Linked DNA regions of Homo sapiens: region 1 is linked to region 2. A link is an interaction called in ENCODE POLR2A ChIA-PET data of the cell type or tissue named here. Cell type or tissue: A673. All regions are shown on one strand. Region 1 has its middle 13 kb from the start of HRH3. Region 2 overlaps LSM14B (LSM family member 14B).

Region 1 (4,000 bases), 80 kb after region 2:
AAAAAAAAAACAAAAAAAACCTAAGTGGATTCTCTTGTTTGTCGGGGGTGAGGCCTCTCAAGGCCAGGGAGGTCCTTCCTGCTCCATCCTCGGCTAGCAGTGGCAAAGGCTCCCGTCCCTGCCCTGTCTTCATGTAACTTCCCCCTGTGTGTCTGTCCTCTTATCTTCTGGAAGCCAGTTGTGGGATTTGGGCCTCTCTAAACCCAGGATGGTCCCATCTTGAGATCTTTAGTTACATTTGCACAGACCCCATTTCCAATAGTGATATTCTGAGGTTCTGTGGATGTGGATTTGGGGGCACGTTGTTTGACCCCAAGCAATGTCCCTTTCCATCTTTTTTTTTGGCGGCGGTGGGGGTGGTGCAGAGTCTTGCTCTGTCATGCAGGCTGGAGTGCAGTGGCGCGATTTTGGCTCACTGCAACCTCCACCTCCCAGGTTCAAGCGATTCTCCTGCCTCAGCCTTCTGAATAGCTAGGATTACAGAAATGTACCACCATGCCCAGCTAATTTTCGTATTTTTAGTAGAGCCAGGGTTTCACCATGTTGGCCAGGCTGGTCCCGAGCTCCTGAGCTCAGGCGATTTGCCCGCCTCAGCCTCCCACAGTGCTGGGACTGCAGGTGTGAGCCTCCACTCCCAGCCTCCCTTCCCATCTTGTGGTCGTGTGTGCTTCCCGGCGCACGTGCTATACTGAGTTCAGTCTCGCGTGGGGCCTTTGCCTCCTCACCTCGCCAGCACAGCAGCTCTGCCCTCGGGTCCACCCCAGGTCCCGCCATGCCTGTCACCTCCACCCCGCTCTGGACGATGGCAGTGGCCTGCTAATGTCTCCCCTACTTGGTGCCCGGGCCCCTCAGTCTTCCCCTGTGGCTGTGCCAGGAAGCCAGGCCCCTCACTGGGAGTCCCTGGTGCCCACAGCACCAGCCCCACTGCCCCTTCCTATGTCTGAGCCATGCTGAGGCCACTCCTTGGACTGCAGGCTTTGGTGTTGCTGATCCCTGTGACCCAGTGCCCTGCCCAGACACCCCGTGAAATGCCCTCTAGTCAAAAAGCCAAAGACAGCCACACGCGCCCAGGCTCTGCACAGTTGGGCCCACCACCCTCTCGTGCACGCACTTTCCACACTTCACGTTAGCCGCCGTCGCCCCCCCGCCCTAAGCTCCTGGAGAACAGAGACCTCGTTTGTCTGTATGCAGTGCCCGGGTCGGCGCTGGCCCCGGGATGGAGGCCTGAAGGGCAGACATGCTGAGGCAACCGGAGCGTCTCATCAGTGAACACACGTGCCGGGGACCTGTCCTGGTGCCGCTAAAGAGGCTGCAGAGCCGCGGGGTGCGGCAGTGCTTGGCGGGGGCGGGGTGCAGCTCTGCGTGCATGGCGTCCACCTGGGGACCGCAGGTGTCAAGCCGGGGAGAGCCAGTGCCAGGAGGTCACACACGATGGTTCCCTCTACAGAGTGTTCCAGAAACGATGAGGAGAATGGATTGGCGGTCCTCGGGCTGAGGAGGGCGGGAGGGTGGAGGTAGCCGTGGACACAAAAGGGCCATGCCAGGGTCCTCAGACCATCACCCTGTGTGTTGGCGGTGGGGCCACGAGTCTGCACGTGCGAAAGAATCCTGTTGGCTTAGTGTTTCAGGCTGGGAAGATGACCGGCTCTGAAGGTGGAGGGTGGTGATGGGAGAGCCACTGAACCGCACACTTCAGATAGCTCAAGTGGTGAACTTTATGTTTATCACCACGATAAAAAATATGACATAGGCCGGGCGCGGTGGCTCACGCCTGTAATCCCAGCACTTTGGGAGGCCGAGGTGGGCGGATCATGAGGTCAGGAGATCGAGACCATCCTGGCTAACACAGTGAAACCCCGTCTCTACTAAAAATACAAAAAAATTAGCTGGGTGTGGTGGCAGGCACCTGTGGTCCCAGCTATGCAGGAGGCTGAGTTTGCAGTGAGCCGAGATCGTGCCACTGCACTCCAGCCTGGGCGACAGAGCAAGACTCTGGCTCAAAAAAAAAAAAAATTTATATATATATATATATATATATATATATGACATAAAACTAAACATGCCACACACACACGAGTGCAGGGGAGTGGGAACCTGCGTGCGGCGATGGCGTGTGTCCTGCGTGCGGCGATGGCGTGTGTTGTGGTCTTAGAGGGTGGCTCACCCAAGCTTCCCTGTGGGGGAAGCCGATAAAGGGCACGTGGGGTCTCTGTAGTGTTGCACCCAACAGCATGGAATCTACAACAATCTCGAAAGAGGAAAAGTCAAGGCGTCGGGAGCCCACTGCCCTCTGGCGAGCTCCTGGAGGCTCCATGGAATGTTCGGGCTGCAACCACCCCAGCCCTCCTGGGACTGTCCCCTCCTGGTGCTCTTGCTCAATCTCTGCTAGAAGAAGACAGCGTGAGGTCAGCTGAAAACAAAAGCAAACTTTTCTGCAGGCTGCACACCCGTTGGTGTTAGAATTTTGCAGGAAACATCCCTCCTGGGCTTTGCCGCTGCCGAGGATCCTGGATCTGGGGACATCTCTAGCAGCACCGCCAGGAAGAGGCCGTACAGAGGACGCACGGCAGGCCCAACCCTGCCTGCTGTTCGAATAATTCATATTCTTACTGCCAGGACTGGCTCCACCAACAGCCCTACCCCCAGGCCAGGGTCTCCACTTCTGAAAGGAGCCAGACAGTCAGAGAGGACCCTAGGCTCCTCCATGTGACATGGGGTTAGCCACACAGGCAAGACAGGGGCAGGGTCCCTGGATGTGCCCTAATGACCTGATGGCCCACAGGCTGCTGAACCCATGGGGTGCAAGACAGGCCTGCATGGGAACTACCACCCCTCCCCAGGAGTGGGTGCTGGGGACAGGGCTCGCGAGAAACAGGGCTACCTGATCGTTTCTTCTTTCTTGTAATCGTCTGGTTCCTTAGGAGAAAAAAAAATTGCTTCTTTGCAAAAAATCAATGGGTCCCAATGGATCCATGATGTTCCCCAGAGCCAGGAAATCATTCCGCTTTCTGCCATGGCCTCCAGGGGAACAGGCCTGGCCGTGGCCCGGCTGGGTGTTGAGGGTGGGGGCGGGGGTGTCTCACTCCCCCTGCCTTGTTCCCTCCTCAGTCCAGTGGGGATAACAAGACCCAGCCAATGAGCCAAGGCCATACCTTCCCCGCCTGGGCCTGGAGCAGTCTCCCTTCGCCCTGCCTGGGTACAGAGGGGCACCTTCCCTGTTCAGGATCCTCTGGGCTCACAGGGGTCCCGGATGTCACCTGGGATCCCCAGCCAAGGGTGGAGCAGAGCCTCATGGGTCTGGTGGCTAGGCTCCGCGCGCCCCCCCCCACCCCGTGTGCTGGGCAACCCACGCCCCTGGTGCCCAGCCTGCCGCCCCCTACCAGGCCCCAGGGTCCAGGCCCCAGGGTCCAGGTCCCAGGAAGCCACTCCCCCAGTCCCCCACCCAACCCCAACCCTAGCCCCTTCTCTTCCTTGCCAAAGAGCTTCGTGGCTTCTTAAAACTCAGCACCCCGTCCCACCCCCAGTGTCCCCGTCAGCGGAGGGAGGGCCTTGGAGGGAGAGAAAAGGGAGTGGGCAGGTTTGCTCAGGCAGGCACAGCCCACGCTGCTAGAGTGGAGTTTTGGATTTACAATGAAGAGTGCACTGCATGTGAGGTGCACGCTGAAACATTATTCATCCTGACACTGAAGTTCAGGGCTCTGCATCTTATCTGGTGACCCTAAGGAGCGTCCTGCTTCTTATCTGGTGACCCCAAGGAAAGGAGGTAGTGACCCAAGCAAGGGGGAGGTGGTGGCAGGGAGAGTGGCTTCAACACTGATTTTCCTTAGTGGTGCCTCCCGGGAGGGGTTGCCGGGAGACGGGGCCACCTGGGGGAGAGGACCGCCAGGGGTTTAGGGGAACGAGGTACACCCTTCCCCGAAGCCTCCCCTGCCTTCTTCCAGCCCCTGAGGGGGTGGTCTGGACGGGCTGTGGGCAGGGGCTGAAGCCTCTCCCTGCTGGG
Region 2 (4,000 bases):
TGGCTTAACTTTTGTCCAGGCTGTTGCTGCTCTCACAGAAGGTGTTGATTCTTGTAGCACACACAGTAGGTGGTGTGTGCTGTGTCACGTGGCTCTTAAGGAAGGCGACCTGGGGAGTTGGGTGTGCATGTGCGCGTGTGTAGTGTAGTGTGGTATGAGTGGATGCTCCTGGACCTGTGATGTTTCGGGCATAGCGTTTGCCCTTAGTTTCTGGTTGGAGAAGTCTGAGCCCTGAGCAGCTGCTGTGAGTGGCGTGACCTACCTGCAGGGACTGCAGGGCTTGCCCTCGGGTTACGCCCAGTCGTTACATGCTGCTGTTATACAACACCAGATTTGCAAGTCTGATGCCATGTGCCTGCTTATTGGGTTATGGCTTATTTTGCCCATGCTCCCCCAGGGAGCCCAGATTAATATTTTCTTCACTTCTAAATTTAAATATTCACTAGCTCCTCTGGGGTTCAGACTGCATTAGGTTCTGTGCTGAGCACCCATCCTGGAAGGTGGGATCACACAGGGCCGGCTTTGGGAGCAGTGGGAAGCCATCCGATGGCTTTGAGTTAGGAGAAATTTGGGTTAGAATTACATGGACAAGACACCTGTAATCCCAGCACTTTGGGAGGCCGAGGTGGGCAGATCACCTGAGGTCAGGAGTTCAAGACCAGCTTGGCCAACATAGCAAAACCGCGTCTCTACCAAAAATACAAAAATTAGCTGGGTGTGGTGGTGGGCATCTGTAATCTCAGCTACTCGGGAGGCTGAGGCTGGGAGAATCGCTTGAACCTGGGAGGCAGAGGTTGCAGTGAGCTGAGATCACGCCATTGCACTCCAGCCCAGGCGACAGAGCAATACTCTTTCAAAAAACAAAAAACAAAACAAAACAAAAAAAGGAATTACATGGACAGGTGAAACTGGAACTGAAATGCTGTGGAAAAGGCAGCTCTCACCATACTGGAAACTTGCACCCCAAGGGCTCCTCCAGCATCTCAAGGGTGCAGGCTGATGGGACGGTGCTTGTTTCCCAGCTGAACAAGCGCCCTGATGAAGGCGTGCGGGGTGATGGGATGGCCTTCGCCGTTCTCACCCGATGTCTCGTTGTTCAGTCTTCCCTGGGTTCTGCCTCCGCCTCGCCCTTCCAGCCGCACGTGCCTTACAGCCCTTTCCGAGGGATGGCGCCCTACGGCCCGCTGGCGGCCAGCTCCCTGCTCAGCCAGCAGTATGCCGCCTCCCTGGGTCTAGGTGAGTGACCTGTTTCTGTCTGGTAAACTACCCTTGCGTGTAACTGTCACTGAGTGGAGCGATGGAGCCTGAGGGTGGGGATATGCATTCCTGTCATGCTCAGCTTGTAGACTGTTTTGTTGCACACTTAGTAAATTACCCAGTGCAACTTCCGCTTGTGAGAGCATTTAGTAACTACTCAACTGAAAGTAAAAGAGGCAGCAGCCTGAGTGTTGGAACAGAAGAATCAAATCAAAATTCATTCGAAGAGTCAGGGCGGATCTAGGTGGAAGTCCTGGGCCAGGCATAGTGGCTCACTCCTGTAATCCCAGCACTTTAGGAGGCCAAGGCGGGTGGATCACAAGGTCAGGAGTTCGAGACCAGCCTGGCCAACATGGGGAAATCCTGTCTCTACTAGAAATACAAAAATTAGCTGGGTGTGGTGGGACACACCTGTAATCCCAGCTACTTGGGGGGTTGAGGCATGAGAATTGCTTAAACCTGGGAGGCAGAGGTTGCAGTGAACTGAGATTGCACCACTGCACTCTAGCCTGAGCGGCACAGTGAGACTCTGTCTCAAAAAATAAATAGGTGGAAGTCCTGGTATATCTGCTTCAAAGAAGAAATAGCTGATATATATGTAGTATTACAGATGAAGTCTAGCTGTTTGCACATTTATAAGCCTGTAAATATAGACGTGAAATACAAACCCACCCATCATGTCCCTTATTCTACTGTAAGTGCCTCGCTCAAAAATGGTTTCAACCAAGATTGAAAAACCCCAGAGTATGATTCTATTCTCCATATGTAGAGAAAGATCCTGCCTTGTCCTTAACCTGGACCTAGCTTTGCAGATGGGCTCAGAGTGTAGAATTGGCAGGTGATCCACGACCCTTGCTCAGAATCCAGCATGAAGTAGTGAGACAGGGAACCCTAAACGAGGTCTGTAGGCCACTTGCTGCTACAAATCATGCTTGCTTGGTTGCTATTCCTAGTGTGACAGGCGGCCTTCCCAGCCCAGCTCTCTGGGTTTCTAAAACGTGTTTGTATGACAGAATCCTACAAGAGGTTGCTTGGCTCTTTCCAAGCTTGCTAGACACAAGACAAGTGTATCCTGACTTATTTGTGTGCTTTCTTTTTGCTCTTTCTCCTTTATCTTCCTTTAGAGAAGTTGGTAAGCCCTCCAGCCTCAGCCGCTGCTTCCAGCCCTAGCTCTTCTCCATCTCCACAGCCCGTTTCAGAGCTTGACTTGTCCTCAGAGCCACAGCAGCTCACTGCCAAGGGTAACAGCAGTTTGGGAGAACTGCATGCTGTCTTGCAAACCATTCTGAGAGCGAGGGGTAAAGCAGCAGACAGAATGACAGTAGCTGTAGCAGATCATTTGCCAAGCCCATGCAGCCGCTGAGCTGCTTGTTTTGCTTCAGCATGTAGTCCTGATTGATGAACTCTCAGTGTTAAAGAAGGGATTACGAAGAATCAGCGGAGTAGTTTGTTCTCTCTCCCTGGGTCCAGGTTCTCTGTTGACCTGTACCATGACTACCACATACGGGAAACTTCACTGTTCACAGAAAGTCATTTCCCTGGGGTTTTTGCTGGGTCCTAAATGTGTTCCAGAGTGCTGCAGGGGGGACTCCCCAAAGCACCTGACATGCCTGTTTTGCTCTTTGATCCGTGTGGTTCATAGATCACTCATTGAGGGGATTCAAAATTAGGGGCTTGGGTGACAGTCGCCAACTGTTTGGCCAGGTGGACAGTATCAGCCTGATGGCCAGCTGGCCAGTGTACACCACCTGTCTCTGTGCTGTGGTGGTGGCGGCACCTGTGGGGTTTCTAGATCTTTTCTCACGTTCTACTCATTTCCCCTGAAGTTCTAAAATTCATATTGACGATCTTGCTGTATGTTTGTGTTACACATAGCACCCTGACAAGCTGAACCATCGCCATTACCCGGCCCTGGTCCAGGTTGATGCCTGGGCTTTCCTTATGGCACACAGCTGCTGTCAGTCTGTCATTCTGCAGGTGCTGCTTTCCAAATCCTGCATGCACTCTGTGTATCTGAGTTACAGAGTAGTCTTTTTTTTTCCCCCACTTAAAAATGACACAGATACTTCTATTGCTCTTAGGATCAGTTACCTAAACCTGCTCATAGGGCAAGACTTTGTTTGAACTAGTTGGTTGTGTAAAAAGCAGACAAGCCCCTTATCCATGCCCCTGCAGTCACAGTATGATCAGCAGGCAGGCAGTGCTGTGTTTGTCTCCCGGACATGCTGAGTGAGACAATCAGTGAGAAAGTGGCCCGGGTGCATTCCCGCCAGAGGACACTTTCCAGACCTCTATGCAGAGTCGTTCCAACCTGCCCTTTGAGAGCTTCTCTTGATCTGGTTACAAGGAATTTTTCTACAGTCAATTTTTTTTTTCATTTCTATTCCGTAAAAGCAGTAAGATGAGATGCCCAGTCTTCATGTGTATTGGGCTGTTCGTCTAATAATAATTACCCTGTGGTTAGGGTGCCTTTTCTGTTTCAGATCTCTGTTCACTTACACCCAGTCCCACATTGTCCTGTTTAGAGTCCCTACAGGTCCTGGAACCTTGGAAAGGGAGGAGATGGAGAGAGGTGGGTGGTGCTTCCCATTTTCCTCCTGATTCAGAGGGCCTGGTTTCTGAGGGTTCATCCCCTGTGCGTGGGCCTCGGACTGCAGTTTCATAGGCATAGCCCCTTGCCAAAGGCTACCTAGGAGCCCTTTGTGTCTTCATGATGAGCCTTTGCCCTTGAGAGAAGTGTAGG

The links. ChIA-PET counts read pairs that join two places held together with the same protein. Peaks named below come from ENCODE experiments on the same cell type or tissue, not always from the same donor. Only the 100,000 strongest peaks of a DNase experiment are listed, where the experiment ranks them.
Region 1: POLR2A ChIA-PET joins it to region 2 with 9 read pairs; 2 of 35 experiments call an interaction of 5 or more read pairs at or near these places.

Annotation. Positions count from the first base shown.
Region 1 is chr20:62,205,037-62,209,036 of GRCh38, forward strand. No RefSeq gene overlaps it. Among named protein-coding and RNA genes, the nearest start is that of HRH3, 13 kb to the right of the region's middle. In A673, no CTCF peak of the experiment used is centred here; no DNase peak of the experiment used is centred here; H3K27ac peaks cover 484 bases.
Region 2 is chr20:62,125,204-62,129,203 of GRCh38, forward strand. LSM14B (LSM family member 14B) reads left to right here. Exons shown (of 9, transcript NM_144703.3): 3 at 1,101-1,236. Among named protein-coding and RNA genes, the nearest start is that of LSM14B, 4.7 kb to the left of the region's middle. In A673, no CTCF peak of the experiment used is centred here; no DNase peak of the experiment used is centred here.